Regions from separate parts of the Homo sapiens genome. Here region 2 is linked to region 1. The links are chromatin loops, found by intact Hi-C in ENCODE. Cell type or tissue: PC-3. All regions are shown on one strand. Links, peaks and the distances in the headings refer to the core of each region. The heading gives the core; the rest is flanking DNA.

Region 1 (16,773 bases), core at 3,408-11,407:
ACAATAACAAAAGCTTCCTCCAGGTGTGAATTTTGTTTCCCTTAAAAGTAACAAGATACTGTCTTTATTATAAACAAATATATATTGCACCCCTCTTTTTTTCATCTTTCTTACTTCAAATTTATGTTTACCCTCTGTATTAGTTAGTTCTTGCGCTAGTATAACAACATACCTGAGACTGGGTAGTGTATAATGAAAAGGGGTTTCAGGCACAGTTCTACAAGCGGTACACGAGGCATAGCTGGCGAGGCCTCAGGAAACTTACAATCATGGCAGAAGGTGAAGAGGAAGGAGGCGTGTCTTCACATGGCCGCCAGGAAAATAAGAGACAGGGGGAGGTGCTACACACTTTTACAACAACCAGATCCTGTGAGAACTCACTCACTATCACAAGGACAGCAAAAAGGAAGTTGGCTCCCATGATTAAATCACCTTCTACCTGGCCCCTCCTCCAACTCTGTGAATTACAGTTTGTCATGGGATTTGGGTGGCAACACAGAGCCAAACCATATCACCTTTCTAATTTCCTCATGAATTACTGTGGCACCTCAACTACTACTCTGCAATATTTCTGCCAAGACTGGACAAAGGGCAACATGAGTGAGGTACTAGGGAAGAATCCCATTTCCTCTGCATCCTAAATCTTGCCATAATGTTAGCCTAAAGGTTGAATTCCAACAGCAGGGAAAGAAGGTGGAAAAGAATAATTTTTATTGATCTCTTCCCGCCGCAATTTTCTTCCTTCAGTTCGGCAGCAGTCATGTCAAGGGTAGCGGTGGAAAAATAAATGGCTTCTCTCTGTGATCTGTGTTTTATAACATCTCTGTACTCCTCTTTCTTCCTCCCTTTTTACTAGATTTACAGAAGAAAAGCAAAGGTGACAGATTAGTATAGTGATTTGTGTGTCAAACATAAAAAATAATAATGGTTCCGTGTAGACTATAATAATAATAGTAATAGTAACAATAATGGCCGGCATTTTTCAGGCTTTTAGAATGTGTCAGGTATTATTCTAAGGCCCTTACACCCATTAACTCATTGAATCTTCACACAAATTCTGTTGAGTAGGCACTAGTATTATTCCTATTTTAAAGAAAAGAAAAAATATCTCTGACTATAACATTGGATTTATCTGTTTCTCCTTGTAACTTTATCAGTTGTTGAATCATGCATTCTGATGCTCTGTTTGTAGGTGCATACACATTAAGGATTGTCTCTTTGTCCATTCAGGCTGCTATAACAAAAGCATACATTGGATGGTTTATAAGCAGGCATTAATTTCATACTCCTGGAGACTGGGAAGTCCAAGATCAAGGTGCTGATAAATTCAGTGTCCGGAGAGGGCCTCTTCCTGGTTTGTTGGCCCCTGACTTTCAGCTGTGTCCTCAAGTGGTGGAAGGGGGAAGGAATCTCATTGGGTCTTCTTATAAGGCTGCTAATCCCATTGATGAAGCCTCAGTCCTCCTGACCTAATCACCCATCAAAGGCCACACTTCCTAATACCCTCTTTTTGGGGATTAGGATTACAACATTTAAATTGTGTGTTAGGGGGAGGGTGGGGTAGGGACACAAACGTTCAGACCATAGCAGATTGTTATGTCTTCTTGGATGACTGACTCCGTTATCATTATGTAATTATTCAATTTATCCATGATACCTTACCTTGCCTGGTGGTCTGCTCTGTCTGAAATTAATAGAGATAGTCCCACTTTCTTTTGATTAGTGGTAGCATGGCATATCTTTATTTTTAGTTTTATTTTTTTTATTATTATTATTTTTTGAGATAGAGTTTCACTCTTGTCGCCCAGGCTGGAGTGCAATGGCGCATTCTCAGCTCACTGCAACCTCCGCCTCCTGGGTTCAAGTGATTCTCCTGCCTCAGCCTCCCGAGTAGATGGGATTACAGGTGCCCGCCACCATGCACAGCTAATGTTTTTTGTATTTTTAGTAGAGACAGGGTTTCACCATGTTGGCCAGACTGGTCTCAAACTCCTGACCTCAGGTGATCTGCCCGCCTCGGCCTCCCAAAGTGCTGGGATTACAGGCATGAGCCACCGCACCTGGCTGGCATATCTTTCTATATCTGTTTACTTTTAACCTGCAAGTGTCTTTATATTTAATGTGAGTTTCTTGTAAAAAGCATATGGCTGGGTTTTGTTTTTTGATACACTATGACAATATCTGTCTTTTAATTGCGATATTTAGACCATTGATGTTTAAGTGATTATTGATACAGGTGGGTAACATTGAACACATTTGCAACTGTTTTCTATTTGTTGCCCATGTTCTGTTTCTATTTTTGTCTCCCACACTTTTTCTGCCTTTTGTAGTTATAACTAAATATTCATATGATTCCATTTTCTCTCCTTTATTAATATATCAGTCATATTCCTTCTTAATCTTTTCTTGGTGGTTTCCCTAAAGTTGCAATATATGTTTAAAACCAATCCAGGTCCACTTTCAAATAACACTATACCACTTCATGGGTAATGAAAGTAATTTAAAATAACAAAATAATCTGAATTCCTCCATCCTGTCCTTTGCAACATTGCTATCATTTATTTTACTTATATATAAGCATATAAATACAGAAGTATATATATTGAATACATTGTTGCTATTCTTTTTTAAACAAACCATTATATGTTACATCAATTACAAATAAGAAAAATAAAAGCTTTTAGTTTACTTATTCTTTCTCTAATTTCTTTATGTAGATCCAAGTGTCTAATCTATATTATTTTCCTTCTCTCTGAATAACTTTTAACATTTCTTTCAAAGCTAGTCTTCTGGCAATAAATTCTCTCAATTTTTGTTTATTCAAGAAAGTCTCTATTTCTCCTTCACTTGTGAAGGATAATTTTATAGGATTCAAAATTCTAGGTTGGTGAAGTTGTTTTTCTACCAAAACTTTAAATATTTCACTCCACCTTTTTCTTGCTTGCCTGGTTTCTGAGAAGTCAAGTGTAATTCTTGTCTTTGATCCTATATAGGTGTCTTTTGTTTCTGATGGCTTGTTTCAAGACTCTTTTCTTATCTTTGATTTTCTGCAGTTTGAAAATGGTATGCCTGGCTGGGCGTGGTGGCTCACGCCTATAATCCCAGCACTTTGGGAGGCCAAGGCGGGTGGATCACCTGAGGTCAAAAGTTTGAGACCAGCCTGGCCAACATGGTGAAACCTCATCTCCAGTAAAAATGCAAAAATTAGCTGGGCGTGGAGTGGGCACCTGTAATCCCAGCTACTCGGGAGGCTGAAGCAGGAGAATCGCTTGAACCCGGGAGGCAGAGTTTGCAGTGAGCTGAGATCGTGCCACTGCACTCCAGCCTGGGTGACAGACTGAGACTCTGTCTTCAAAAAAAAAAAAAAAAAAAAAAATGGTATGCCTATGTGTATGTTTGTGTTTTTTTTTTTTTTTGGCTTTTATCCTGCTTGGTTCTCCAAGCTTACTGGATATGTGGTTTGGTGTCTGATATTAATCTGGGGAAATTCTCAGTTATTATTCTGTTACACATTTCTTCTGTCCCTGTCTCTCTTTCTTTTCCTTCTGATATCCTCATTATGTGTATGTTATACCTCTAAGAGTTGCCCCACAGTTCCTGGATATTCTGTTCTGGGGGTTTTCGGTATTTTTTTTTCTTTTTTCTTTTTAGTTTTGAAAGTGTCTATTCCATACCCTCAAGCTCAGAGATTCTTTCCTTAGCTGCATCCAGTCTACTAATATGCCCATCACAGGCATTCTTCATTTCTGTTGCAGTGTCTTTGATCTCTAGCATTTCTTTTAAATGCTATCTCAGAATTTCCATCTCTTTGCTTACATTATCTATCTGTTCTTGCATGTTGTCTACTTTTTCCATTAAAGCTCTTAGTACAATAATACGTATTTTCAAAAAAATTCCTCGTCTGATAATGCCACCATTCCTGATATATTTGAATTTTGTTCTGATGTTTGTTCAATCTCTTCAAACTTTGTTTTGCCAGTAATGTCCTTGTAATATTTTGTTGAAGGATGAACATCGTACATTGGGTGAGAGAAACTGCAATGAAGAGGCCCTGAATGATGTAGTGGTATGTGTTTGAAGGTGGCATGTGAAGTGTTCTATAGCTTTATGATTAGCTTTGTCTTTTTTTTTTTTTTTTTTTTTTGAGAAGGAGTCTCACTCTGTCACCAGGCTGGAGTGCAATGGGGTGATCTCGGCTCACTGCAACCTCCACCTCCTGGGTTCAAACGATTCTCCTGCCTCAGCCTCCCAAGTAGCTAGGACTACAGGCGCACGCCACCATGCCTGGCTAATTTTTTGGTATTTTTGGTAGAGACAGGGTTTCACCATGTTAGCCAGGATGGTCTCGATCTCCTGACCTCGTGATCCACCCGCCTCAGCCTCCCAAAGTTCTGGGATTATAGGTGTGAGCCACCGCGCCGGGTGATTAGCTTTGTCTTTTGGTGAACCTGTGCCCCTAAACTGTGAACTTAGCCAATACTTCTCAGCTTCTTCCCCCTTGGATAGGACAGAATGTTTATAGTGGTGAGAGTTGAGCATCTCCCTTTCCTCACATGAAAGGCTACAGGGAGCTGGAATTGGGTATTTTCCTTCCCACAAGTAGGTTCTGAAATAGTCCCAGCAGGTTAGACTCTTGTAAAATACTGTAGTTTCTCCTAAGGACATGTCTTCTGAAGAAGAACAAAATGCTTTGGTGTATTTCAGAATGTTTACTTTTCTAAAGCATGAGGGGACTTTCTGATGCTCATTATGAAGACCCAATAGAGCTCCAAAAGGTAAAAACTCACAAAATGTAAGTGCAGCCATATAACAGAAGTTTTTAACTTTCAGAGTTGTCCACTCTGAGCCTCCAGCGTTTCACCAATTACAGTTTACGTTTTCTTACTATGGCATTGGTTCTTGTGGAGGTTTCTGCTTTGGGGTTTCTGCTCTAGTAAGCTGTGATTCCCTTTGTCTGCCTGTTTCTGTCTCCAATTTTGGGGGCAGCAATTTACTCTGTGACCTCACTTCTTTGATGAATCTATAGCCTAAGAATAGTTGTTGATTTTCCCTTTTGTTCAGCTCTTCACATGTTGATAGGAAGGAGCAACAACTTCCAAGCACCTTACATGTTGGACCAGACACCAGAAGTGGTAGAAATTAAAATGAACAGAATAATGTTAAGGACATATCCAAGGTTATACACCTAAGAAGTAATGAATCCAGACTCAAAACTAATGTCAGAGCCCACTGTCAACCACTGCCCTAAGCTGATCTCAGACCACTCTGCTATACTTAAAAAGCGTATATTGGTTATATGTGGGCTCTAGAGCTAGACTCTTTAGGTATGAATCCAGTTCCATCACTTTTATTAGTTGTATGACTTTTTGCCTAAGTCTGTTGTAGGGATTAAGTGAGTTGGTTTCTGAAATGCACTTACAACAACAGTGACTAGAAGTGAGAAAGCGCTTACTAAATGGTGGCAGCTTTTGGTACTGCATGGAAGAGCCAGCATTCTTATCCCTCCAATACATGAAAAATGCACAGGTGTGGTATGGTGAATTTGTAGCATCTCTTCTGGAAATTCGGGCGGAAGAGATTTCCAAAGCATCTGTTTTCTTGAAATGCTGCACCCTATATAGTTTCTTGCTCTTCAAAGTCTGGTACATTAAACCAACAACATTGGCATCTCCTGGGAGCTAATAAAAAAATGAAAATTCTCAAGTCCCATCCCAGACCATTTGAATCAGAATCTGCATTTTAACAGGATTCCCAGGTGATTAATTGGTGCATTTTAGTTTAAGACTCTGATATAGCATAGTGGTTAAGAGCACAGGCTTTGAATTCAGACTCATTTGCATCAGAAGCGAAGTTCTGTCAATTATAAGCTCTGTAATCTTTGAGCAGTTTTCTTAACTATCTGTGCCTAATTTCCTCATCTATAAAATTGGAATAATAATAATACCTCTCTCACAGGGCTGTTGAGAAGATAGACACACAGTAGGTGCTCAGAAAACAAATGTTATAGCTACATTGCTACCATTATCATCAAAGTGTCAAGGCTGAAACAGGCCAGGTGAAAAGCTATCCCCATGAAGTCAGTATATAGGGGAAAGAGGGCACTTGAGGATGGCTCAAGTCTGGAGGGTCACAGCCTGGATACTTTATTCAACTACAGTGGAGAGCAGGGTATTATCACAAGGAATGCTTAGATCACATGTGAAACAAAAAGGGCATAAAGTTGAAATTGTGAGGCAAAGACATCAGGACAAGAACAAGTTGAAGATTAGAAGGAAGGACAAGGAGAGAACTAAGCAGGAAGAGTGACTGCTGGTTCAGAGAGAAAACCTAGTCTCCAGCACTGGTACAACCAAGTGGTATGATTGTGTTCTGATGCACTTGGATCACATGGCCAGAATAATAAAGGGAGCTCCTTAAAGGTACTGGAGGGGCTCCGCCAGCACCGCTCCCCACCCCCCAAAAAAACACACACCTGGTTTAGAATACCCCCAAGGACATCGATCCATCTCATCTACTGTATCCTTAATGCATCCCAGGAACAATTAACTAAAGCGGGGTTTCACTGGGTGCAAGAGGAGGAATTCATTCCCTATTTCCATACATTTACTCTTTCATTACTGCTTTGGAGTGCATGAAACTTGACCATGATTAAACAGAAACACTTTTTTGAGTATGCAATCCAAGGAGCTATTTTTCCCCAACCTACTGGGCTGAAAAATATTTATTCTTCCTGAAGGATGGAATGGTAGCCTCCGTGGTTTGGCTTCTTGCAATAACACTCCCTAAGGGTTAATGTGCTATTAATATGGCAAAAAAGGAAGAAACCCCTTTAAATAGCAGCTTATGCTTCTTTTTGATTTCTCTCCTGCAAAAGTTGATTTACTGTGTGTTTCTTCCATCTGGCAGGAAGCTAATCTGAATATGAATCAATCCTTGCAAAAATAACTGCAGGAAATTTTAGACATTCATAACTTTCCAAAGTTTTTTTTTTTCTTTAACAATAGCATTTTTGTCATTCTTTCAGTTGTGCAAAGTTTTTCAATTGAAATGAAGTATGACTATTTAAGGAATTCTGCCACCTCATCCTGAATGCCTCCTTTACTGTTATAGATTCACATTGCTCATCTTCTAGATATTTGCACATAAATGAATAATTGCTGTTATCCCAAAAAGTTTTAATCATGAGGGGAAAACAGATTAATGTGATGTTCCCAACTAGAAAAGCAACATAGCAAAAAAAGATAATTCTCAAATATCTAATTCTTCTTTCCTTGTAGTATATTTTGTAATAATGATGTTTTCTTCTAACACTGCTTGTACCAATTACTATTTCTGGAGCTGCTAAACAAAATGGGACAAGAAAAAGCTATCTTATAAATCTAGACTGGAGTCTTTAACAAGTAACTTGGCATTTTCAAAATCATTGCTTCTCAACCGTTGCCACATCGTAGCATACCTTAAAAATAATGTTTGTACAGCATACTGAGGTAAATAGATGAGGCTGCTTGGGCAGGAAATGACTGGCCCAGGGACTCCAGCTGCCTCAGGTCCCATCAAACCATCTCAACGCTTGGGGAATAAATATTTCATTACACCCACAGCCATTTTCACTAAGCACACAAGCTCTGCTCATGATGACCCTGTTCCTCTGAACTTAGAATTGGTGAAGGAACGGGCCAGGTGTGGTGGCTCACACCTGTAATCCCAGCACTTTGGGAGGCTGAGGCGCGCAGATCATGAGGTCAGGATTTTGAGACCAGCCTGACCAACATGGTGAAACCCTGTCTCTACTAAAAATACAAAAATTAGCTGGGCGTGTGGCACGCGCCTGTAATCCCAGTTACTCAGGAGGCTGAGGCAGGAGAATTGCTTAAACCTGGGAGGTGGAGGTTGTAGTGAACCGAGATCGTGCCACTGCACTCCAGCCTGGGCAACAGAGACTCTGTCTCAAAAAAAAAAAAAAAAAGAAAGAAAGAATTGGTCAAGGAAAATGTTTTCCATTAGAAAATTGAAGTCACATCATCCAGACTAATGGATGAGTGTCTTTGGCAGAATTTCCAGACAAAGGCTATATGGCCAAGTCACTCCACTTTATACTGACTTGTCAAGTATGACTGGCTAGCCCAGCACTTTCCAAACTGTGTTTCATAGAATGCTAGTATTCCACGAGATATTATTAGACACTAAAGAAATTTCCCTTCTGTAGTCAAATAATTTTGAGATTTAGTGGGTTAAACGTATTTCATTACTATAAGAGTTTCTGAACTCTTTCACATCCTAATGTGATTTGTGAATTTCCAAAAAAATAAGATAGAGCTGATTGGCAACATATGGTTGTGCAAGTTGTGCACTGTACAACTCTAGAGGTAAATATTCACATTGTAGCTTATTATACGACACTCATTTATGTAGTGTACAACCTCTACATGGCAGGACTAGAATATAGCATGCAATATTTTCCATATATTCGACCATGGGACGTTGTCCAGAATACTTGTTAATGTCTACTAGAGCACATTTGGTTCTACGTGAACTCCACCGATGATCTTGTTCATTTTGCTACCTTTCCAGCATTCTATGTTCTAAGTAACTCGACTCCTTTTTCCCAAACAGATTGTGCTTTCTCTCACCCCTGTGAGGAAAGAACACGGTCTTTCATGTGACCCCAGCCTGAGTTCAATACCAGATCTGCCACTTATTTACCAGCTCTGGGCCTTGGTGCTATCTGCAAAATAGAAAGAGTATCATGCACATTACAGGGTGCTTGTGTGGATTAAATGAGCAAGCAAATGTAAAGGCCCAGTACAGACCCAGACACAGAGTAATACATGTTGATTGTCCCTTATCTTAAATGCTTGGGACCAGAAGTGTTTCAATTTTTTGATTTTTTTGGATTTTGGAATATTTCCATTATATTTACCAGTCAAGCATACCTAATGCAAATATCTGAAATCCAAAAAGCATTTTCTTTGAGCACCATGCTGGTACTCAAAAAGTTTCAGATTTTGGAATGTTACAGAGTTGGTGTGTTCAACCTGTATACAACAAATATTCCTCTTCACCGTCAGTGCTTTTGCTGAAATTCCCACTGCCTGCAATGCCTTTCTGTGCTCAGTCTGTCCTTGAAGGAATATCTCATTTACAAAGCCTTCCTGGTGCAGCTACTCCCTTCTTCAAACCTCTGTAGCACTTTGTAGTTCATTCAAAGGTATATTCTAGCACATTATTTCTGATAGAATAATTTTGACCAATTTCTCATCTCCCTTGCTTGAGTATGAAATCTTGAGGGCCGCAGCATTGTCTTGTTCACCTTTGATCCTCAACGGAACCTGGGATATCTTAGGTACTCAGTAGATGTTTGTATAATCTAGTGAAATAAAAATCATAAAGTAGCTGGCAGGTAGCCACAATATTTTTCACTGAAGAGGTGATGATAATAGCTCTTCTGGGCTGACTGGGTGCACATTATAGTCTGGGCAAAAATTTGTCTACTGGTTTGCATAGACAGACACAGCAAATCATAAAGATACATTTTGCATAGCACGAAGAAGACATAGAGGTTTAAATTGCATGAATGTGCTGTATAATTAACATCTTCTATGGAATAAAGGCCTTGAAGCATAGAGTTGATGATTAATCTCATAATTGATTAAAAATTCAAAAATAAGGCAAATACTTTAGAACAGAGTCCCAGACTCAAAGATCGATATACATAAAATCCCTTTTCCTTAAGTTATCTTCAACTGCTAACCTATACTAAACACTAAGCTAAGCCTCTTTAGAAATTTCTATTAAGATGATGCATTTGCTTACATTACAATATCTACTGTTCTGAGTATATGTAGACAGCCCATTTTTACATCAATAAAATATGAATTATCTATACCCAGCGTTATATTTTATTCAGGTTCTCATGCTAAAGTATTTTTAAATGAGATATATATGTCCAAAATAAGTTGCACATTAGCTTTTCAAGTAAGAATTTTGTTATGAAGATTTAAGGTAAATGCAAACAATCTTGTAAAGTGGGGCTACATTCATCAACAGGAATTAGATACTTTAGGAAGAAAATTCAAGATCAAGAACATCTTTTTAAATAATGTCAAAGGGACTTTTTACAAAAATCACCTAGTTAAGACATACAGTTCTATTTCTTAACAAGTGTTTTGGCCCTTGACACCTTATTTGAAGAGTGATTTATCAGAAAACTACAAAATTATGATGGTTGAAGGTGTTGATAACTTCCATAACAACTGATTAGTTTCTATAACAGCATGATATCAAAATGCCCCCATACAACGTGTCAATAATAATAATGTGTAAGCATATGAATTGTTTTAATTTACAAATCCAGAGAGTTGCAGGCTTTATTCAATAATTTAACACTTACATTTCAAAATATATATACTGTGTGGACACAACCCTTAAAGCAAGCAAACAATTGATTATTAAAGTAGTCGTTTCAGGACAAATAAAGAAAGATGCTATTGTAATTGTTGCTGGTTTATTTTTTATTTTTTTATTTTTTTATTTTGAAATGGAGTTTCACTCTTGTTGCCCAGGCTGGAGTGCAATGGCATGATCTCGGTTCACTGCAACCGCTGCCTCCCGGGTTTAAGTGATTCTCTGGCTCAGCCTCCTGAGTAGCTGGGATTACAGGCCTGCGCCACCACGCCCGGCTAATGTTTTGTATTTTTAGTAGAGGCGGGGTTTCACCGTGTTAGCCCGGATAGTCTCGATCTCCTGACCTCGTGATCTGCCCGCCTCAGCCTCCCAAAGTGCTGGGATTACAGGCATGAGCCACTGCACCCAGCCGTCTGTAGCCGTTTTAATGTTCTTGTCTACTCATTCTATAGGTGCCATTTTCTGGTCTCTTTCTATTGAATGGCTTTTCTGCTCTTATTTCCTTTCCTTCATGCGTGATTGGTAACTTTTTATTTGATGTCAGACAATGTGGATTTTACCTTTTTGATGGTGTTTTTCTTCTCCTAATATTATTTTCACACTTAAATCTGAGATGCTTTAAATTTACTTGGAAAAAAAAAACATTGATTCTTTCAAGGCTTGTTTGTAAACTTCATTAGACAGAACCAGACTAGCTATTAATCTAGGACTATTTTTCTTCCACTACTGTGGCGATACCCTCTGACGAACCTACCTAATATCATGTGAAATACAAGGCTTTTCACTCTGACTTGTGGGAACAAGAAATGTTTGAGCTCTAAGAATTGTTTTTTTCTGCTGTTTACAGATAGTTGCTTCTCCAGCTTCAGTTAGTTTCCTCATATTCATGCACTGATTCATGCTCAACTAAAGCTGAGAAGGACCTTCAACAAATCGCTGCAGTTGTCTTATTTTTTGTGCAGCTTTCTTTTCTCTTGTATTCTTCCCTGAAATTTGTAGCTGTATTTCCCTTTTTGGACTCCTAGCTCTGTCTTCTCAACTTAGGGAGGCCACTGGATTCCATTTAGGTTCTCCATTTCTTTTTATTTTATTTATTTACTTATTTGTTTATTTTGAGATGGAGTCTTGCTCTGTCGCCCAGGCTGGAGTGCAGTGGCCAGATCTCAGCTCACTGCAACCTCCGTCTCCAGGGTTCAAGCAATTCTCCTGCCTCAGCCTCCTGAGTAGCTGGGACTACAGGCGTGTGCCCCCACACCTGGCTAATTTTTGGATTTTTAGGGGAGACAGGGTTTCACCGTGTTAGCCAGGATTGTCTCGCTCTCCTGACCTTGTGATCCCCCCACCTTGGCCTCCCAAAATGCTATGGGATTACAGGTGTGAGCCACCGCGGCCGGCCTGAGTTCTCCCTTTCTATGATGTAGCCTGAAGTCTCCTTTCAGACAGTAAGCCAGGACAATCGTAAGGGTTCACTTTGTTTTCCCTCTGTAAGGAATTATTTTCTCACACTACCTAATTTCTAACGCTTAAAAAACATTTATATATATATATATGTATATAGTCCAGTGTTTTTAGTTGTTTCTGCCAGGAAGATAACAACTCCATTACAAGTTACCCCATCTCAGCTAGACAGTTCCTAAGAGAATACATTATTGGCCGGGCGTGGTGGCTCATGCCTGTAATCCCAGCACTTTGGGAGTCCAAGGCAGGTGGATCGCCTGAGGTCAGGAGTTCGAGACCAGCCTGACCAACATGGAGAAACCCCGTCTCTACTAAAAATACAAAATTAGCTGGGCGTGGTGACACATGCCTGTAATCCCAGCTACTCAGGAGGCTGAGGGAGGAGAATCACTTGAACCCGGGAGGCAGAGGTTGTGGTGAGCTGAGATCACGCCATTGCACTCCAGCCTGGGCAACAAGAGCGAAACTCCGTCTCGGAAAAAAAAAAAAGAATATATTATTATATAACTTTTTATTATGAAAATAATATTTTCTTATAAAAATTTCAAGCAGTGCAGATGTATATACAGAAAAACTTGCATTTCTACCATTCTCTCCACCCTCTATTCTCCCAAAATTCAACTGAATTACTGGTCCTCAAAGGAAACAGCTTGCAATTGGTATGCTCACTTACAGATAATTTTATATTCATTTAAATATATATACAAAGATTCATAATATAGTCATATACATATATGCAAATATTAAAAATACATAATTATATATTTTTTAAACAGGGTCTTGCTCTGTCGCCCAGGCTGCAGTGCAGTGGCATGTTCTCAGCTCTCTGCAGCCTCAACCTCCCAGGCTCAAGCAATTCTCCCACCTCAGCCTCCTGAGTAGCTGGGACTACAGGCATGAGTCACCACACCTGGCTCTTTTTTTTTTTTTTTTTTTTTTTTTTTTTTGTAGAGAAGAGTTCTCACTATGTTGCCCTGGCTGGTCTCGAATTCCCGGACTCAGGCAATCCTCCTGCCTCAGCCTCCCAAAATGTTGGGATTGCAGGCATGAGCTGCTGCGTTTGGCCTACATAAATATTTTGACATAAATGAGATATTAAGTACTTTTGTAAATTAATTTTCTTGTCTAATTCTGTATCTTTGTTTTTCCTCTATATTTGCCATACATATCTATGTCAATATTTTAATTGTCTGCATATAACTTCATAGTATGGATACATCATTTTTAAATGTAGGTATTTCTCTATTGATGTACAAATGTTTTTCACCAGTTTTTCTGTTTAACAAATGTTACAATGAACATTTTTGAATCGTATGTTTTCGTGCACATGTGTAGCATTTCTAAAAGGAAAATTCTTAAAAATTTAATGAGCATTTTAAAGTTTGCTAGAAATTGCCAAAATATCCTGCAAAGTACTTGTACTTTGTTCTAACAGTGTTAGGATTTCCTATTCCTTCATGATTTTTGTTGTCAATCCAATGGAAGAAAATTGCTTCTTTGTTTTAATTTATATTTACTTTACGAATAGTAAAGTTGAATATCTTTTGTTATCTATTTGTAGTTATTAATCTGTGAATTGTTGCCATATTTTTCTATTGGGTTGTTTGATTTTTTATTTATAGAAAAAATTTGTATAGTCATTTGTTTGTTATACATATCACAAGTATTTTCTCCTAATCTCTTCTTTATATTTTAACTTTGTATAAGAAATAATTTGCCGTATAGAAATAGTGCTGGAAAACATGTCTTTTGAGAAAGAACATACCTTGTTCTATTTTTTTCCGCTTTTGAAAATTCCATCTCATCCACCAGCTGCAGGACAAATCACTGAACTAAATGTTTAACTGGTTTTGAGAAAGAGAAAAACAGCTTCTGACATTCACAAGCTATGCCCAGTTGTTGCTAGGAGCTGGCTTGGCACTCACAGCTAGGCCTTGGTATTACTCTATCAGGAACATCAGCATTAAATGAGGCCGCTGTGTGACCATGACGGATGAAGGCGAAAACAAGACCGCTCTGCAATCATGTCTGAACACAGACAGAACATGGACATTGTGCAAGTCACGAGAATGACCAGTTATCTCACTATTCTGAATAATATAAGTTGCTGGGTTTTTTTCTTTTACCAATTACAAGTCTACCCTTGCTTTAGACTGCCCTCACAATAGATAAGGTGTATTAAGATACCTGATCATCATATTACCCCGACTTCCCGAGAGTATTCAACCCAGAGAAAAATTCTGCTTCCTCAAAATCTCCCCCAAATCACCTAATACAAATCCAAACACTATAACAAATCCTTTTATTATCTTCCTACTGAGATGCCCCCATAATTGATAAAAATAGTTCTCTATGATGTATATTCTCTCCTACTGTAATGAGTAATAAACCCGATTTGTTCAACTATAGTGTGTTCCTGATAGTCTTTAGCTAGAGGGCTTTCAAATAATAATATGAAAACATTGTGGTATATAGTCCAACTGCTTTTTATTTTTATTTTATTTCATTTTTAAACATTTATTTATTTTAATTGATGAGTAAAAATTGTATATATTTATTGTGTACATCATATTGTTTTGAAACATGTATATATTGTAGGATGGCTAAATCTAGCTAATTCACATATACATTGCTTCACATATTTATCTTTTTTGTGGTAAGAACATTTAAAATCTATTTTCTTAGCAACGTGCAAGAATATAATGTTTTTATTAACCACAGCCACCATGCTGTCTGCAAAATAGATCTCTTAAACTAATCCTTCCTATCTAGCTGAAATTTTGTATCCTTTGATCAACATCTTCCCGACCCTTATATTTTATTAGAATGAGTCATTTCCAGTCCGATGAAATCCATTACTGTTTTAAAGCCCCATTCCGTGTAGGTCACATACTAGTTTAAGTTTTGAGAGATACTATGTATATTCGGATAAATTGTATCAGGGAGTCAGTATAGGATCCTTGAAGAGCATTGTATTTGATATGAGAACTGGATTTACAACATTCTAGAAGGAGGATTTTGGGGAAATGTGTTAATCACTCTAAGTTTTTGCTTCCTTATTTGTAAATGGAGACAAGAACTCTTATCTTAACACTATTGTGGTAAGGATTCAATGAGGGAGCTTTTTGTAAACTAAAGCTAAAGTTCTGTAAATAGGAAAGACTTTCAAAATAGTAATGGTTGAGCTTGGGTGGAACTGATTGAACTCACATCTCCTTTCATCACCCCTTATTTATTCATGGGAAACAAGAAAGCACAGAGAAGGAGAATTCTTTTACTTTAGGTGGAGATGGACTCCAGGTTTTTTGACTCCTAGTCTAGCATCCTCTATACTTCATGGAAACTGTTTTCTATTTTATTTCTTTTTGCTTCTTTGTAATAATAAAAAATTCTAGTAAATGATTTTTTGGTACATCATGCTATCTTCCGGGATTAACTCCTCAGAGTCCTCCAAACAATTTGCAAAGTTAATGACTCCTGGGTATTTATGAGATTATGGTTAAGTGAAGTTAAGCCACAAAAGTCTATTAAAAAATAATTTCCAGACTTTTCATATGCAAATTATTCTTGTGGATTTACCTCCCACCCTTGTTTATAGTATGTTGACCATCTTCTTTCTAAGCAAGATTCAGGGTCTTATTTCATCATGATTTCACCTGTTGTGATTGGGTTCTGTGTTCTTATGTTTGTTCTGCCCAGCAGTATAGGTTTAAAAAAGAAAAAAATAATAATAATCTTGGAGCCTGAGGAAAGTGTTCTCTTCACTGATGGAAGATTGCTCTCTGTTTGCCTGTCAGCTCTTTGTTCTGGTTACTTATTCTTTCTAACATGCTTGGCTGCACAAATCACAAAATAGAGGGATAAAAAGATCTTTTGGAATCTGTATTTGCTATGTTGCAAGCTCAGTTACCATATGGAACACAAAAGCCCAGAACCTTAAGTATGAAACAGCATTTTGTTGTTTTGCTTTCTTCCTTACCATTTTAGCAATGTGTCTTTTATCACTACGGAAGTGAAGTCTTTACTGAAGAAATTAATTGTGTGTGTGTGTGTGTGTGTGTGTGTGTGTGTGTGTGTGCGTGCACATGCCCCCGTGTATTGTGTATGAAGTGAGTGATGGGGGGGGCACCAAAATTGTTATAAGAAGCAACATTTTATGCCGTAGGCAAAGATGGTACTTTAGGCATTGTAAATAATCAGATATTTCTTGTGAGCCTTCTGAATATTGCTCAGGAATTGATTACTCAAGCATATCCATTATTCTTCTTCTATGTTGTCAGAATAAATGTTTATTATAGCATTACTTAAAAGGTTTTGGATAATGAGAATTGGCTGCAAGGTAGATGAAAGATGAGACAAATAGTCAAGTGAGCCTTTTCTTCATTCATTTCCTCATTCACTTTTCACACAATTTTTTTAATGTATATATATTTTTTATTATACTTTAAGTTCTAGGGTACATGTGCACAACGTGCAGCTTTGTTACATATGTATACATGTGCCCTGTTGGTGTGCTGCACCCATTAACTCGTCATTTACATTAGGTATATCTCCTAATGCTATCCCTCCCCCCTCCCCCCACCCCACAACAGGCCCCGGTGTGTGATGTTCCCCTTCCTGTGTCCAAGTGTTCTCATTGTTCAATTCCCACCTATGAGTGAGAACATGCGGTGTTTGGTTTTTTGTCCTTGCGATAGTTTGCTGAGAATGATGGTTTCCATTTAGTGTCAGAGACTCTGTTCTGGGCATGAGAATGCAGAGTGAGCAAGACATAGGACTACCCTTATTATGAAGTAAGTATAGGGAGACACATGACAGGGAGACAAAGAGCTGCCTGTTGATAGTGACAATTCTATAATTCCTCTGACCTTTGTAGATGAGGCATCTTCTATGCACTCCACTACATAGACT
Region 2 (16,773 bases), core at 3,544-11,543, 130 kb before region 1:
TCAACAGCCCTGTGAGTGAGGTATTATTATTCCAATTTCATAGCTGAGGAAATCAGGCACAGACATTTGAAGAACTGCTCAAAGATCACAGGACTTATAATTGAGGGAATGTGGCTTCAGATGGAAGTGGGCCTGAAGCCAAAGCCTGTGCTCCTAACCAACATTCAACATGAAAACCACTTGTTTGGGGGAAGAATAAATGTGAACAACCAAGGCTAACAATCCACTGGGTGCTGGTTCTCTTAAATACTCAGCACTTTACCAAAAGAATTTCTAGTTACTTTTAAGAAATGCAATTCAAATACCAAATCAACAACAAAATCACATATGCATACACATTACACACACACAGGTATGTACTGAATGTTTTTAGTCCCCCTGCCTCCCCAAAAAATGTTAACATTATAATGCCCAATGTGACAGTATTAGAAGATGAGGGACTTGGGAGGTGCTTTGGTTATGAGAACAGAGCCTTCAGGAATTGCACTAGTGCCCTTATAAAAGAGGCCCCAGAGAGCTCTCTTGCCCTTTCTACCATGTGAGGACAAAATGAGAAGATGGTTACTTATGAACAAGTAAAACGGCCCTCACTAAACACTGAATCTGTCTGCACCTTGATCTTGGGCTTCCCCACCTCCAGAACTTTAAGAAATAAATTTCTCTTGTTTATTAGCCACCTGGATTATGGTATTGTGTTATAGCTGCTGGAATGGACTAAGACACACACATACACACACAAACACACATACACACACATACACCCTTTCCTCTATTGTGAACAGGTAGTCTATCATTTTGGTGCTTTTAAAAAAAAAAGACTTATGCTGGAATTAGAGAGAAACATCATACTACCTCCTTTTGGAGGTAGTATGGCCTGGCCTTTAGAGACTATATATTACTTATAATAGTCTTCATTAATAGCCCATCTGGCAGATAATTAATCAAAGGTTATGAGGTCAACCCAATCATCATTGATAAGATTAAGAAAAAAATGAAAAACTTTCAAAATACACACGTATTTTTAAAATATACGTTTCCTTTTTCTATTTAAAAAATGCTCTCATATACCTGATATTCTAATTACAGAGTGATATACTGCACCCACACACTGTGTATTCAGTATCGTTTCAGTGCACTTTATAAGAATGTAAAATTATATCAGATGCTAAATGCCTGAAGCATCAGGTTCCTCGGGTTTCTATTATTAATTTTTGTGCTGAATTTCATATTTGGGTCTGGATTTCATATGAATAAATTATTCTCCAAATACATAATTAAAAAAATTAATATTCAGTCTTTAATACCGACTAGAATCTAAGCTAAATTCATCTGTGAACAAGAATGTTTAGTAGTAATGCTATTTAAAACCCCAGAAGCTTCTAGTCAGCAAACATGTAAGTTATTCTGCTATAGCATTATTTAGGATCAATGCCCCCAAAGCCAATTACTGCATTCTTTGCTGATGTCTTTCTTGGTATTATAGACAACGATAATACCTTCTGATTTAAGTTTTTTCTTTACCCTTTGTTTCATGGAACTAGTGATCACAAAGTACCTTTAGGCCCTGACAATCATATCCCTTAGTCATTTCCTGTTGAGACTCCTACACATTTTACAGAATGGTATTCTGCCTCTCTGCCCTATTCAATTATTTTCATGATTGTAGCCTTTCTCTACCTGCTAGTCCATCCTCAATTCCATTTTTTTGTTTACATTGGATTATAATCGTCTCAAGAATAGGGAACACTTTTTAAAAGTAATTGTATAGCATTTAGGAAAATAATCGTTTCCCAATAAATGCTGAATCAGTAGGTAAGGGATCTATTTTCTAGTCAATTGAAGTCCATCTAATTTGGATAGAGAATAAGTGGTGAAAGATTAAGGCCATTTAGGGTCACACTGAAGAAGGTGTTACATACAAACTCAATAGGCAATATTGGAGTCAAAGTTTTTTCTTGTTTTTTTTTAAAGTCATAGATGACTTGATCACTGTGGAGTTTCAAGATTAATCTCTCAGGATTATAAGAAGAGACAAAAGATGGAATTACATTTTTTTCCTGCAGGTTATGCAAATAAACAGAATAAAAATTCCAAAGCACAGATTTAAAACAGTATCAGTGTATGTTTAGATAGTTTACTGTCTCACTATTTATAAAGGAGTCACTTTAACATGACACAACAATCTTAAACGCATATGCACTTAATAACAAAGCTTCAAATTGCATGAGGAAACAATTGCTAGAATTGAACACAGACATCAATGAATCAACATTTTTCACTCATAGACCCTCACATTCCTCTCTCACTAATCAAATAAACAGAAAATAAGTAAGGTTATATAGAACATCAGAACAATGCTATCAACCAGCTTGACACAATGAGATTTATAGAACACCCCCAAACAACAGCAGAAGAATATACCTCTTTTTTACTGCACTGCATATAAAAATAATCCACTAAAAGAGACTATAATATGCACTATATACCAAACTATAACAATTTCAAAAAGAGATAGTAAGAAGCAGATTCTTGGAATATGATAGAATTAAACTAGAAATCGGTAAAAAAAATCAGGAAAATATCCAAATATTTTGAAATTAAAAACATGCTCCACAATGCATAGATCAAAGAAGAAATCACAGGGGAAATTGAAAAATATTTTGAACAGAAAATAATGAAAATACAACATATCAAAATTTGTGGGATGTCTTTAAAGTAGTACTTAGAAGTTTATAGCATACTATTAAATGTTTACATTAGAAAAGAAGAAAGTGCTCAAATCAATGATATAAGCTTCTACCTTAAGAAAAATGGGGAAAAAAGAGAAATTAAACCCAAATCATATATAATAAAGGATATTATAAAGGTAAGAGTGAAAATCAATGAAATTGAGAGCAGAAAATCAATACAGGAGATCAATGAAACCAAATCTGATTATTGGATGAAAATTAAATATTTATAAAGCTTTAAATATACTTACTAAGAAAGAGGTGACACAAATTTTACATATTGGGAATGCACAACCAGATATCACTACACAGCCTACAAATATTAAATAATAAAAAAGCTTTTGACAAAATTCAAACACAACTTATTTTCACTTTCAGCTTTATTAAGGTATAATTAAAAAATAAAAAGTTGTATATATTCAAGGTAAACAACATGATGTTTTGATATGCATATACATTGTGAAATGATTACCACAATTAAGGTTATGAATGTATCCATCTCCTCACATAATTATTTTTGTGTAGAGTGTGGTAATAATACTTAAGCTCTACTCTCTTAGCAAATTTCAAGTATACATTAAGTGTAGTCACCATGGTGTACATTAGTCTCCAGAATTTAGCTTATAACTCACAAGTTCGTACCATTTGACCAGCATCTCTCCATTTTTCCCATACCCTAACCTATGATAATTACCTTCTACTCTCTGTTTCTATATATTTGACATTTTTAGTTTATATATATAAGTGAGATTATGCAGTGTTTGTCTTTCTGTCTCTGGATTATTTCACTTAGCATAATGTCCTCCAGGTTTGGTGTAAATGACAAAATTCCCTTCTTTTAAAAAGCTGAATAGTATTCCATTGTGTATATGTACCAAATTTTCTTCATCTGTTTATCCATTGATGGACTTTTAGGTTGATCCCATATTTTTGCTATTGTGAATAGTACTGCAATAAACATGAAAGTGCAGGTATCCCTTAGATGTATTGATTTCTTTTCTTTTGGGTGGATACCCAGGAGTAGGATTGTTGGATCAAATGGTAATTCTTTCAATATTTTAAAAAACCTCCATACTGTTTGCCAAAATGACTGCACCAATTACATTTCCACCAATAGTGTATAAGAGTTCCCTTTCTCCACATCTTCACCAATATCTGTTGGTTTTTTGTCTTTTTACTAATAGCCATTCTAACTGGAGTAAGATGATATCTCATTGTGGTTTTCATTTGCATTTCCCTGGTGCTTAGTGATGTTGAGCATTTTTTCATATATTTGTTTGCCATTTGTATAAAAAAAAATCTGTTCAGATCCCTTGCCCATTTTTGAATCAGGTTATTTGTTTACTGTTAGTGAGTTGTAGAAGCACCTTATACATTTTGAATATTAATATCTTATCAGATATATGGTTTGTAAGTGTTGTCTCTCATTCTGTGATTTTGTTTATAATTTTTTTTTTGCTGTGCAGAAATTTTAGGTCTCCAGAATTTATTCATCTTATAACTGCAAGTTTGTACATTAGGTGTACATAACTTATTTATTTTATAACTACATTTATTTGGATTTTCTCTCTTCTTGGTTAATCTTGCCAATGGTCCATCAATTTTACTTATCTTTTTAAAGAACCAGCTTTTTGTTTCATTTATTTTTTGTACTTTTTGTGTGTTTCAATTTAATTTAGTTTTGCTCTGATCTTAGGTATTTCCTTTCTTCTGCTGGGTCTGGGTTTGGTTTGTTCTTGTTTCTCTAGTTCCTTGAGGTGTGACCTTAGCGTGTCAGTTTGTGCTCTTTCAGTCTTTTGATGTAGGCATCTAGGGCTATGAACTTTCCTCTTAGCACCACCTTTGCCCTATCCCCGAGGTTTTGATAGGTTGTGTCATTATTGTCATTCAGTTTGAAGATTTATTTTAATTTCCATCTTGATTTCGTTTTTGACCCAGTGCTTATTCATGAGCAGGTTATTTAATTTCCATGTATTTGCATGGATTTGAAGGTTCCTTTTGGAGTTCATTCCAGTTTTATTCCACTGTGGTCTGAAAGAGTGCTTGATATAATTTCAATTTTCTTAAATTTATTGAGGCTCATACAATTGAGGCTCATATCTCCAAGATATGGTCTATGTTGGAGAAAGTTCCATGGGCTGTTGAATAGAATGTGTATTCTGTGGTTGTTGGATTAAATGTTCTTTATATATCTGTTAAGTCCATTTGTTCCAAGGTATAGTTTAAGTCCATTGTTTCTTTGTTGACTTTCTGTCTTGATGACCTGTCTAGTGCTGTCAGTGGTGTATTGAAGTCCCCCACTCATTTTTAATGGGCAAAAAATTTGGACAAATACTTTAACAAATATTATATACAAATGGCAGTTAAACACAAGAAAAGATGCCAAACATCATTAGTCATTAGGGAAAAAAATTAAAACTACAATGAGATATCACTACACTCATGTGAGAATAATTACAAAATAAGAAAAAACATGAAGACACTAAGTGCTTACAAAGATATGCAGCATCTAGAACTCCTACACTTCTGGTGGGGATGTGAAACCCTCCCTAATGAAGCCAACATCACCCTAATACCAAAATCAAGGAAGGATATAACTAAAAAAGAAAACTACAGACCAATATCCTTGATGGACATGGATGCTAAAATCCTTAACAAAATACTGGCTAAGCAAAATCAACAACATATCCAAAAGATAATCCAACATAATCAAGTGGGTTTCATACCAGGGAAATAGTATCAAACACTTTTTTAAAAGCACTTTGTCAGTTTCTTAAATAGTTAGACCTGCGCTTACCATATGACTTAAGAACCCCACTCCAAGGTATTTATCCGAATAAAATGAAAACCTGTAGTCACACAAAGGCTGCATGCACAATTTTATATTGGCTTTATTCCTAACCACCAAAAACTAAAAAGAAACCAAATGTCCTTCATCTGGTGAATGGGTAAACAGATGTGGTACACCCCTTACGATCGAATATTACTTGGTAATAAAAAGGAAGGAACTAAGGATATATCAAAAAATAACAATGAGTCTCAAAATAATTACACTAAGTGAGGAAAGCCAGAAAAGAAGCATACAAAGTGTATGATTTGCTTTCTTGGCAGGCATTCTAGAAAAGGCAAATTATAAGAGATGATATCAGCTCAGTATGTTACCTGAAGCTAGGGTTGGTGATTGGGAATATAGAAAAAAGGCATGAAGAATCCTTATGGAATAATGGAAATGCTTTAAAATAGAATTTTGGTGATTGCTGTACAACTCTGGAATTTACTGAAAAATATTGTGTACTTACCATGGGTTAATTTTATGGCACACAAATAAATCTCAATACATTCGATTTTAAAAATAAAACATAAAAGGAGATATTTGTGTGCTCTCTCTCATATGTGTGTGATATATATCACACATAAATGTATGAATACAAACAACTTCATAGCCAGACTCTTCCTATAAATCACTAAAAAAAAAAAAAAAGACAAAATCCAATAGAAAACAGGCAAAAAAGTTGAACAGATAGCTCAAAAAGGAAGATACCTATATGGTCAATGAAGGACATGAACAAATGAAAAAATAAGCACATGAAAAAATGCTCAACATGATTAGTCATAAGAGAAATAGAAACAAAATCACAATGAAATACCACTATACATATACCAGAATGGCTCAAGTTAAAACAAATGACCGTACAGTGTGTTGAGAATGATGTAGAGCAACGGAAACCCTCATGCGCTGCTAGTATGAATGCAAATTGATGCAACCATATTGGAAAACTCTTTGGCAGTATTTGCCATATTAAATGTACTCATATCCTATGGTGCAGCAATTTCGCTCCAACATATATACTTAACATACATGTATACATATGTTTACTTCTAAGAAATGTTGATATTAGTGCTATTTGTAGTGGCATAAACGAGAAACAATCCAAACATTCATGAATAATAAAATGGCTGAATAAATTGTGGCATATTGATAAACAGCAAACTACACAACAGTGAAAATTAACGAACTACTGTTACAGGCAAAAACATGGCTGAATCTTCCAAACGTAAATTTAATGAAAAGAAATCAAATACTAAAAAGAACATACTGTATAACTCCATTTATGTCAAATTCAAAACCATTTAAAACTAATCAAAAAGAGAAGATAACTTCAGGATAGAAGGCGATAGTGCCTGGCATGGGGCGGCAGCAGGGGAACGTCTCAGGGTATAGTTAGTATTTTTTTTTTAATCCGAGTAGTAGTTGTAGAATAATTTTACTGTGGGATAAGCCATCAAGCTGCACAATTACGATAAGTGTTCTTTTTTGTATGCATATCATTTTTTCAGTTAACCAATTTTACTTAAAACGAACATTAGTTTAACAATTAAAACTATTATTTCCATCATTTCTCTTCCCAAGTAGCCCAATTTAGTCATAAATATTTTTAGTAATTAGCCACAAGTGTTCTAAGCATTTTTCGAGTGCTTAAGGCAGTAATTTACGTGGACTTTTGTAACATCAAAACACAAGATTTTCACAAGTTATTCCAACTCATTTTACTCGCGTAAATTCACCTTTTCCATTTTAAGAGAAACTTTATTTCAGCAAAGCAAGCTTCTAAGTCATCAATAGCCTGACTCTGACTCTTCCACTTGACATTTTATAATAGCAACATTAAGTACTGTGACTAATCATGAAGAAATTCTTAGAATTGGCAGCAATAGTGCTTGGGCTGGAGTGCAGTTTACAATCTTGGAATCCTTTCTCGGATGTCTTCCATTTCCCTTCTGCTATCTCTGGCACAAATTTCCTCTGATAAATGGAACCAAGAAGCTCAAACAATAGCATGCTTTACTCTCAGATCAAATTGAAAGTCTGTTTGATTTCCCAACCATGGTCACTCAGAAAACCGGCCTCTGGCTGACCTTTGCACGCGTATCTTGCTAGATGCAGAGATGACATTCTGCTTTTCTATCTCCTCCCTTTATCCACGTAACTGGAAACAGCCATGAAGGTAATCTATCTTACATGGACTCAGCAAGGTAGAAACATATGGGAGCTCCTGGGGTATTTCTTTTTGTGCTTTTGCTGACATCTGTCGTCACCTTCCCTCTTCCCAAGGAAAGGTACAAGCCCATAAAAATAAATATGCACATATTTTTGGTGGTATCTGCACAATTTTTGTGTATTCAATTAGGATACACTGTGTTTAGGATTTCAGCATGATACAGCAGAAAATGCTTGAGAACTTCACTTTGATTTTTAAAACACTGTTGAGTAAACATGTGACTGAATAAAAGTAGCTCTAGTCAACTACAATACGTAAAATGTCTCAAAGTCTTTTCCTCAGACTTCAACATTTGAAAATGGGAAATTTAAGTGATTTGTTGGGATTACAGAAGTTGCATGGTTAATGACAATGGCAGTTTGGGGAGCATGACTCGTAAGTTCTAAAATGCTTTGTTTATTATTAACTTTTTTAAAAATTTCTGATGTTATGTAATCTTTCCTTTAAGTGTTCATCTAATGCTTATGTATATTGGGCCTTGTCCTAGGTGCTGAGGCATGGTTCTATGCACTGGAAACATAGCAATAAATGATACGGACGATAATCTCTGACAGTATGGAGATTATCTTCTGCTGCATGTATGGACAACCAAATGCAGGCAATAAGAAATGAGTAAATAGTAAACATTAAAAGATTGGTATGTCAGATCAGAGATAAGTACTATGAAGAGAAAATAGGGCAAGAATGTTAGGGAATGCCAAGGGGCCTATTTCAAATAATGGGATCGTGAAAATCATTACTGAAAAAGTGACTTCTGCACAAGACTTGATGGAATCGAAGGAGAAAGCCATGGAGCTCTCTCAGTAGGAAGCTGTCTAGTGGGAGAGCTTTCGAGTCCAGTGAGAAGTGAGCGCAGAAGTCCTTAAGTGGAGCTCATGTGGCCTATTTGAGGAAAATCAAGGAAGCCAGTGAGGTTAGAAGAAAGGTGAATTCACTTCTAGGGCTGCTATAACAAAGTACTCCAAACTGTGTGGCTCGAAGCAACGAAAGTTTACCCTTTCAAGGGTCTGAAGTCCAGAAATCCCAAATCAATTTGTTGGCAGGGCCATGCTCCCTGCAGAAGCTTTAGGGGAGAATCTGTACTTTGCTTCTTCTAGCTTTTGGTAACTGGCGGCTTTCCTTGCCTTGTCTTCTGCCTTCATCTTCACACCCCCACCTTTCCTTCATATGTCTCTCTCTGCGTCTACCTAATCACAGGAAGTCTGTGATGATATTGGGCCCACATGAATAATCCAGAAGCGCCTCATCTCAAGATCCTTAACTTAATCAAATCCTTTGCCATATGAGGTGCCATTCACAGGTGTTAGGAATTTCACATGGATATCTTTAGGAGGGTCATGTTTTGGCCCACCACAAAAGGGAAAATGTAGGCTGGGCACGGTGGCTCTAGCCTGTAATCCCAGCACTTTGGGAGGCCGAGGCGGGCGGGTCATGAGGTCAGGAGATCGAGACCATCCTGGCTAATACGGTGAAACCCCGTCTCTACTAAAAATACAAAAAAAGCCAGGTGTGGTGGCGGGCGCCTGTAGTCCTAGCTACTCGGGAGGCCGAGGCAGGAGAATGGCGTGAACCCGGGAGGTAGAGCTTGCAGTGAGCTGAGATCGCGCCACTGCACTCCAGCCTGGGCGAGAGAGCAAGATTCTGACTCAAAAAAAAAAAAAAAAAAAAAAAAAAAGGGTGGGGAAAGTAAAAGAGGAGGAGAGGTCAGAGATTCAGTCAGCTGGCAGTTCATGTATGGACCATAGGCTACCACATGGCCCTAGGTTATTTTTCTGAATAAAATGGGAAGTTTGGTGACACTCTCCAACTTACTCTACATTTCATACTGCTTAAGTAAACCCATTCAATGGAATATCTGTAGAGTTGTGATAAAGGAAATTTTGATTCTTTCTTGGTTTTTTAAAGGCTCTCACTGATGCATTTTTTTCTATTTTATTTTATCTTATTTTAAGTTCTGGAATACATGTGCTGAACGTGCAGGTTTGTTACATAGGTATATATGTGCCATGGTGATTTGCTGCACCCATCAACCCATCATCTAGGTTTTAAGCGCTGCATGCATTAGGTATTTGTCCTAATGCTCTCCCTCCCCTTGCCCCCAAGCCCGCAACAGGCCCCAAAGTGTGTCCATCCTTCACACTGCAGCCTTAGTGATGTTTTAAAAATGAGAGACAACCCTGGCTATGGCTACTGAGCATGCCCAGCTCTTAAAAGTTTCCAAGGAAAACTCAGGGACACAGCAATTGTTATCAGGAAGGATAAGAGAGCCTAAAAAGAGCCCAAAAATAAAATGAAAATGAGGAAAAATTGGCACTGTGGAGAGTGCCCATAATGTAGATAAAATCTGTTATGTCCATTTCGCCCCCACTCTACCACCACACCTCTGTCCCCATTAATGTATCCTGAGCTAGGATTTATGCCTGATCAAAAAAATTCTTGTCAACCAGGTTAAGAAGCTTAGGTTTTGCCCTAAGGACAATGGGAAACCATGGAAGGGTTTATAAATAAGAGTTAACGTGGCCTTGTTTTTGTTTCAGAGACATCATAAAGGCTGTAGTGTAGGGGTGCGTTGAAGAGAAGAGAGAATGCAAAGAAGGGTAAACAGTTTTGCAGTATTCCAAACAAGGGATCAGGAGAGCCTGCACTACACTGTGGCAGGTACTGCTGCAGGGCAGAGTGCAGAGGATGAAAGAAATCTTAATACTTATCACTGTCATAGCCAACAGCGTTGTAGGAAACTACATAATAAAATACTGTTATATTACTTCATATATATTAAAGAAAATGGGTCATGTGGGTCAACCCATGTTTTTACATGTAAAATAATTGTTCCTGACAAATAAGAACATTGATACATGAGGGGCCCATATGTATGTCTCTAGGAAGAAAATATGTCTCTAGGAAGAAAATTGTGCCATATGTACCGGCATGGACTAAGGCAGAAAAAGCTGTGTATCAGTAGGTAGATACATTTCAGGCTATGCCCACAATCTATCTCTCCTTAAGTGGCTGCTGCTGTTTTTGCTCTGACAATCAAGTCCAGATTCAAGGAAACATTTTTAATTGACTACAGTACATCATTGTTATCTCTGAACAAACCTAGAGGGGAAAAATGACCATTGAAGTGGATAATAGGCTTGAGATAAGCAGGAAAAATAGTATTCTTCCTAATTCATGGGTGAGAAAACTACATTAACATGTACTAAGTGCCTATTAGGTTCCGGGTACTATGTGAAGTGCTTTCACACATTATAGCATTTAATTCTTACAATAACTCCAAAAGATATGTTTAATTATTCTCATTTCATAAACAAGGACACTGAGGGGCAGATAAGTTAGGAGACAAACACATCCAATAAGTGGTGGAGCTGAGACTTGAACCCTGGCTGGCATGTTGTCTTCATAACACCACTGGGATCTCCATTCAGGTAAAACAATACATCTGCTTCCCCAAGAGACATTTGACCGCATAATTCACTAGGTGGTTTTTGGTCAGACTCTTGGCTACTATTTCATCTCTGGACCTGGGGGAGTCAATATAAAAAGCTATGGAGGCTGCTGAGTAGAAGAGACAAGAAGCCAAGCTTGCTATCTCTCAGGCCAGAATTAAACCTTGGGCAGGGAGGCCTCAGTAATCACCCTGAAGGAATTTCACTTTTCTTCCTTTGAGACCTGGACACTGCATTGTCTCAGAGCCTTGCAGTAACTTCAAATAATCACTTCTGCAAATGCAATTTTCAGCATCAAAGAGTCTTAACACGCTTTAGAGACAAAGTGTCAAATTAGTTCTATGTAATGTCTCTAACGTTTATCAGATGAATGAATCCTGAGGAGTCTGTCATAATGAATACTATTTATTCCATGTTGTAATGTTGCCAAGCACTTCCGTACTAGATGCAGTTTGGAATATAAGTATAAAGCTCTGTAGTGGCTTCAAGAAAAGTAGTATATCAACAGTGGGGAACATAGACGAGATACAGACCTTGTAATAAACAGAAGTGATTTTGCAAGATCAGAAGGAATATTCTGTGTGTCAACAAGAATGAAGAAATTGATTCCACTGACAGCAGAGACTATGCTAAGGCTGGTGGCTTTCAAATATATAGTATACATCAGACCTCCCACTGTTATATACACATTTTTCTCACACAAAATAGAGACACATTGTTTTTCTGAGAGTTCCTGAGATTAAATAGTCAGGATTAAATTGAAAGTAATGTGGCCTTATCTCAAGAGTGAAGGCATCAGTATTTTTGTTGTGTTCACACATATCTGAGACAGGATGCAACTGCAAACCAGTTCAGGGAGCCCAGTCATTACTTTTCTCATGTCTTCTAATGTCACCAAAACAAAAAAAGAGTTGTACCCTTCCATTGCCTCCGTTCCCTTCTCAAGTGAAAAGAAGGTAGAGATAAAAGCACAGCTTCCTTCCCATTAGTACCAACAACTGCACTTCTCTCTTTACAAATTTCCTTCTTAGAAATTCTAGTTATAAGTGCTTGAGCACCAAGTATTCTCACTGAAGGAAAAGCTATAATTTTTACCAGAAGTGCAACCTTCCAGCTGACTTTAGTATAGTTGAGAGGCAACAGAAAAAACTTAATATACAAGATTACTCTATTTAAATCATCGCTGTTGGGAAATAATTACGTGTCATATGTCTTCTGTTTATGGGGAAGCTTTTTATGTATGAACAATTTGAAAATTGGGAGAATCTACTTCTTGCCAGATAGGGAATATGAATATGGCAAGCTGAATAGGACCAGAGGTTTTAAAGGTTCCTACTTAGGGTTGCATTCCTAGTTCCTGAAAAACGGACTTTAAACCAATAAATATCAAAAAAGACAAAGAAGAACATTACATAGTGGTAAAGGGTTCAATTCAACAAAAAGATTTAACCATTTTAAATGTCTATGCACCCAGTACAGAAGCACACAGATTCATAAAGCAAATTCTTAGAGACCTTCAAAGAGACTTAGACTCACACATAATAATAGTGGGAGACTTTAACACCGCACTGTCAATATTAGACGGACCATCGAGACAGAAACTAACAAAGACATTCAGGACCTGAACTCAGCGCTGGATCAAGTGGACCTGATAGATATCTACAGGACTCTCCACCCAAACATAACAGAATATATATTTTTCTCATCACCACATGGCACTTTTTCTAAAACTGATCACATTATTGAAAGTTAAATACTCCTCAGCAAATGCAAAAGAATTGAAATCATAACAGTCTCTTGAATCACAGCACAATCAAATTAGAACACAAGGTTAAGAAATTCATTCAAATCCACACAACTACATGGAAATTGAACAACCTGCTCCTGAATAACTTCTGGGTAAATAATAAAGGCAGAAATCAAGAAGTTCTTTGGAATTAGTGAGAACAAAGATACAATGTACCACAATCTTTGGGACACATAGCTGAAACAGTGTGAAAGAGGGAAATTTATATCATTATATGCCCTCATCAAAAAGCTAGAAAGATCTCAAGTTAAAAATTTAATGTCACAACTAAAAGAACTAGAGAACCAAGAGTGAACAAACCCAAGGCTAGCAGAATAAAAGAGATAACCAAGATCAGAGCTGAACTGACGGAGATAGAGACACAAAAAGACACTTCAAAAAAATCATCAAATCCAAGAGCTGGCTTTTGAAAAAAAAAAAAGAATTAATACAGACCACTAACTAAGCTAATGAAGAAGAAAATAAGAGAAGATTCAAATAAGCACAATCAGAAATGTTAAGGGAGATATCGCCACTGACCCCAAAGAAATACAAACAACCATCAGAGAATACTATAAACACTTCTATGTGCATAAACTGGAAAATCTAGAAAAAACTAATAAATTCCTAGACACATACACCCACCCAAGACTGAACCAGAAAGAAATTGAATCTCTGAATAGACCAATAATTTGTTCTAAAATTGAGACATTAATAAATAGCCTACCAAATGAAAAAAAATCCCAGGACCAGACAGGTTCACAGCTGAATTCTACCAGAGGTACAAAAAAGAGCTGGCAGCATTCCTACTGAAACTATCCCAAAAAATTGAAGAGGAGGAACTCCTCTCTAACTCATTTTATGGGGCCAGCAGAATCCTGATACCAAAACCTGGCAAAGATACAGCAAAAAAAAGAGAAAACTTCAGGCCAATATCCTTAATGAACATTGAAGCAAAACAAATCCAACAGAATATCAAAAGACCTATCCATCACAATCAAATAGGCTTCATCCCAGGGATGGAAATCTGGTTCAACATATACAAATTAATAAATGTGATTCATCACATAAAAAGAACTAAAGACAAAAACCACACGGTTATCTCAATAGATGCAGAAGAGGCCTTCGATAATATTCAACACCCCTCCATGTTAAAAACTGTCAATAAATTAGGTATTGAAAGAACATACCTCAAATTAATAAGCCATATATGACAAACCCACAGCCAATATCGTACTGAATGGGCAAAACCTGGAAGCATTCCCTTTGAAAACCAGCACAAGACAAGTTTGTCCTCTTTCACCACTCCTATTCAACATAGTATTGTAAGTTCTGGCCAGGGAAATCAGGAAAGAGAAAGAGATAAAGGATGTTCAAATAGGAAGAAAGGAAGTCAAACTATCTTTGTTTGCAGATGACATGATCCTATATCTAGATAACCCCATTGTCTCAGCCCAAAAGCTTCTTAAGCTGATAGGCAATTTCAGGAAAGTCTCAGGATATAAAATCAATGTGCAAAAATTGCTAGCATTCCTATACACCAACAACAGGTAAGCCAAGAGCCAAATCACAAATGAACTCCTATTCACAATTGGCACAAACGAATAAAATACCTAGGAATACAGCTAACAAGGGAAGCGAAGGACCTCTTCAAGGAGAACTACAAGCCACTGCTCAAGAAAATCAGAGACGACACAAATGGAAAAACATTCCTTGTTCATGAATAGGAAGAATCAATATAATAAAAATGGCCATACTGCCCAAAGCAATTTATATATTCAATGCTATTCCCATTAAAGTACCATTGACATTCTTCACAGAATTAGAAAAAAAACTATTTAAAAATTTTTATGAAACCAAAAAAAAAGCCTGAATAGACAAGGTGATCCTAAGCAAAAACAACAAAGCTGGAGGCATCAGGCTACCCAACTTCAAACTATATTACAAGGTTACAGTAACCAAAACAGCATGGTATTTGTACAAGAACAGACACATAGACCAATGGAACAGAATAGAGAACCCAGAAATAAGACTGCACACGTACAACCATCTGATCTTTGACAAACCTGACAAAAACAAGGAATGGGGAAAAGACTCCTTATTCAATAAATGGTGCTGGGAGAACTGGCTAGCCATATGCAAAAAATTGAAGTCAGACCCCTTCCTTACACCATATATAAAAATTACTCAAGATGGATTAAAGACTTAAACATAAAACCCAAAACTATAAAAACCCTAGAAGAAAACCTAGGCAATACCATTCAGGACATAGGCACAGGTAAAGATTTCATGATGAAGATACCAAAAGCAATTTTGACAAAAGCAAAAATTGACAAATGGGATCTAATTAAATTGAAGAGCTTTGGCACAGCAAAGGAAACTATCAACAGCGTAAATAGACAACCTACACAATGGGAGAAAATGCTTGCAATCTCTCTGACAAAGGTCTAATATCCGTCATCTATAAGGAACTTAAATTTACAAGAAAAAAATGAACAGCCCCATCAAAGAGTGGGCCAAGGACATGAACAAACACTTCTCAGTAGAAGACATGCATGTGGCCAACAGACATATGAAAAAAAGCTCAACATCACTGATCATCAGAGAAATGCAAGTGAAAACCACAGTGAGATACCATCTCACACCAGTCAGAATGGCTGCTATTGAAAGTCAAAAAACAACAGATGCTGGTGAGGTTGTGGATAAAACAGGAACACTTTTACACTGTTGGTGGGAGTGTAAATTAGTTCAACCATTGTGGAAGACAGTGTGTTGATTCCTCAAAGACCTAGAGGCAGAAAGACCATTTAACTCAGTAATCTCATTACTGGATATATACCCAAAGGAATATAAACTGTTCTACTATAAAGACACATGCACGTGTATGTTCATTGCAGCACTATTCACAATAGCAAAGACATGGAATCAACCTAGGTGCCTATCAACAGTGGATTGGATAGAAAAAATAAATGTGGTACTTATACATGATGAAATACTATGCAGCCATAAAAAGGAATGAGATCATGTCTTTTGCAGGGACATGAATAGAGCTGGAGGCCATTATCTTTAGCAAACTAACCCAGGAACAGAGAATCAAATACCATGTGTTCTCACTTATAAGTGGGAGCTGAATGATGAGAACACATGGACACATGAAGTGGAACAACACACACTGATGCCTGTCAGAGGGTGGGGGTTGGGAAGAGGGAGAGCATCAAGAAGAATGACTAGTGGATGCTGGGCTTAATACCTAGGTGATAGGATGATCGGTGCAGTAAACCACCACGGCACACATTTGTCTATATAACAAAACTTGCACATATTGCACATATAACCCTGAACTTAAAATAAAATTTGAAAATAATAAATAAATAAATAAATATAAATAAATAAATAAATAAAAGTCCCCACTTGAATGACAGCGAGAATTGAATTTTCTTTTTAATACCAATAAAGCTCTTGTAGAGGGTACCAAGCTGGACACACTTGGTCAGCTCTATGGTGCTGAAAAGGAGGGAAAATTACTAGAGGCTCCCATTTTCTAACCTCTTCTTGAATATGGCCTTACTGTCATAGCATGAAAGTAGCCTTATTTTCTTCCTCTGGAAACTGAGCCCAACTCCTGACTTGCAGGACTCTTGAAGATTAGGTAAAATCATGATGCAACATGCCTAGTGCTCTATAAATAGTAGCTGCTGTTATTATTATTGTTATTATTGTCATTATTATTAAGAGAAGAGGGTCAATGT

The links. Hi-C counts contacts between places; a loop is a spot of excess contacts. Peaks named below come from ENCODE experiments on the same cell type or tissue, not always from the same donor. Only the 100,000 strongest peaks of a DNase experiment are listed, where the experiment ranks them.
Region 2: a loop joins it to region 1, with 23 times the contacts of the local background. A loop is called at or near these places in 2 of 110 quality-filtered maps.

What each region holds. Positions count from the first base shown.
Region 1 is chrX:141,462,187-141,478,959 of GRCh38, forward strand. No RefSeq gene overlaps it. Among named protein-coding and RNA genes, the nearest start is that of SPANXA2-OT1, 32 kb to the right of the region's middle. In PC-3, for the core only: a CTCF peak has its summit at 5,394; DNase peaks (open chromatin) are centred at 7,045 and 7,485; H3K27ac peaks cover 2,590 bases.
Region 2 is chrX:141,334,001-141,350,773 of GRCh38, forward strand. No RefSeq gene overlaps it. Among named protein-coding and RNA genes, the nearest start is that of SPANXC, 100 kb to the left of the region's middle. In PC-3, for the core only: no CTCF peak of the experiment used is centred there; a DNase peak (open chromatin) is centred at 7,431; H3K4me3 peaks cover 439 bases; H3K27ac peaks cover 1,354 bases.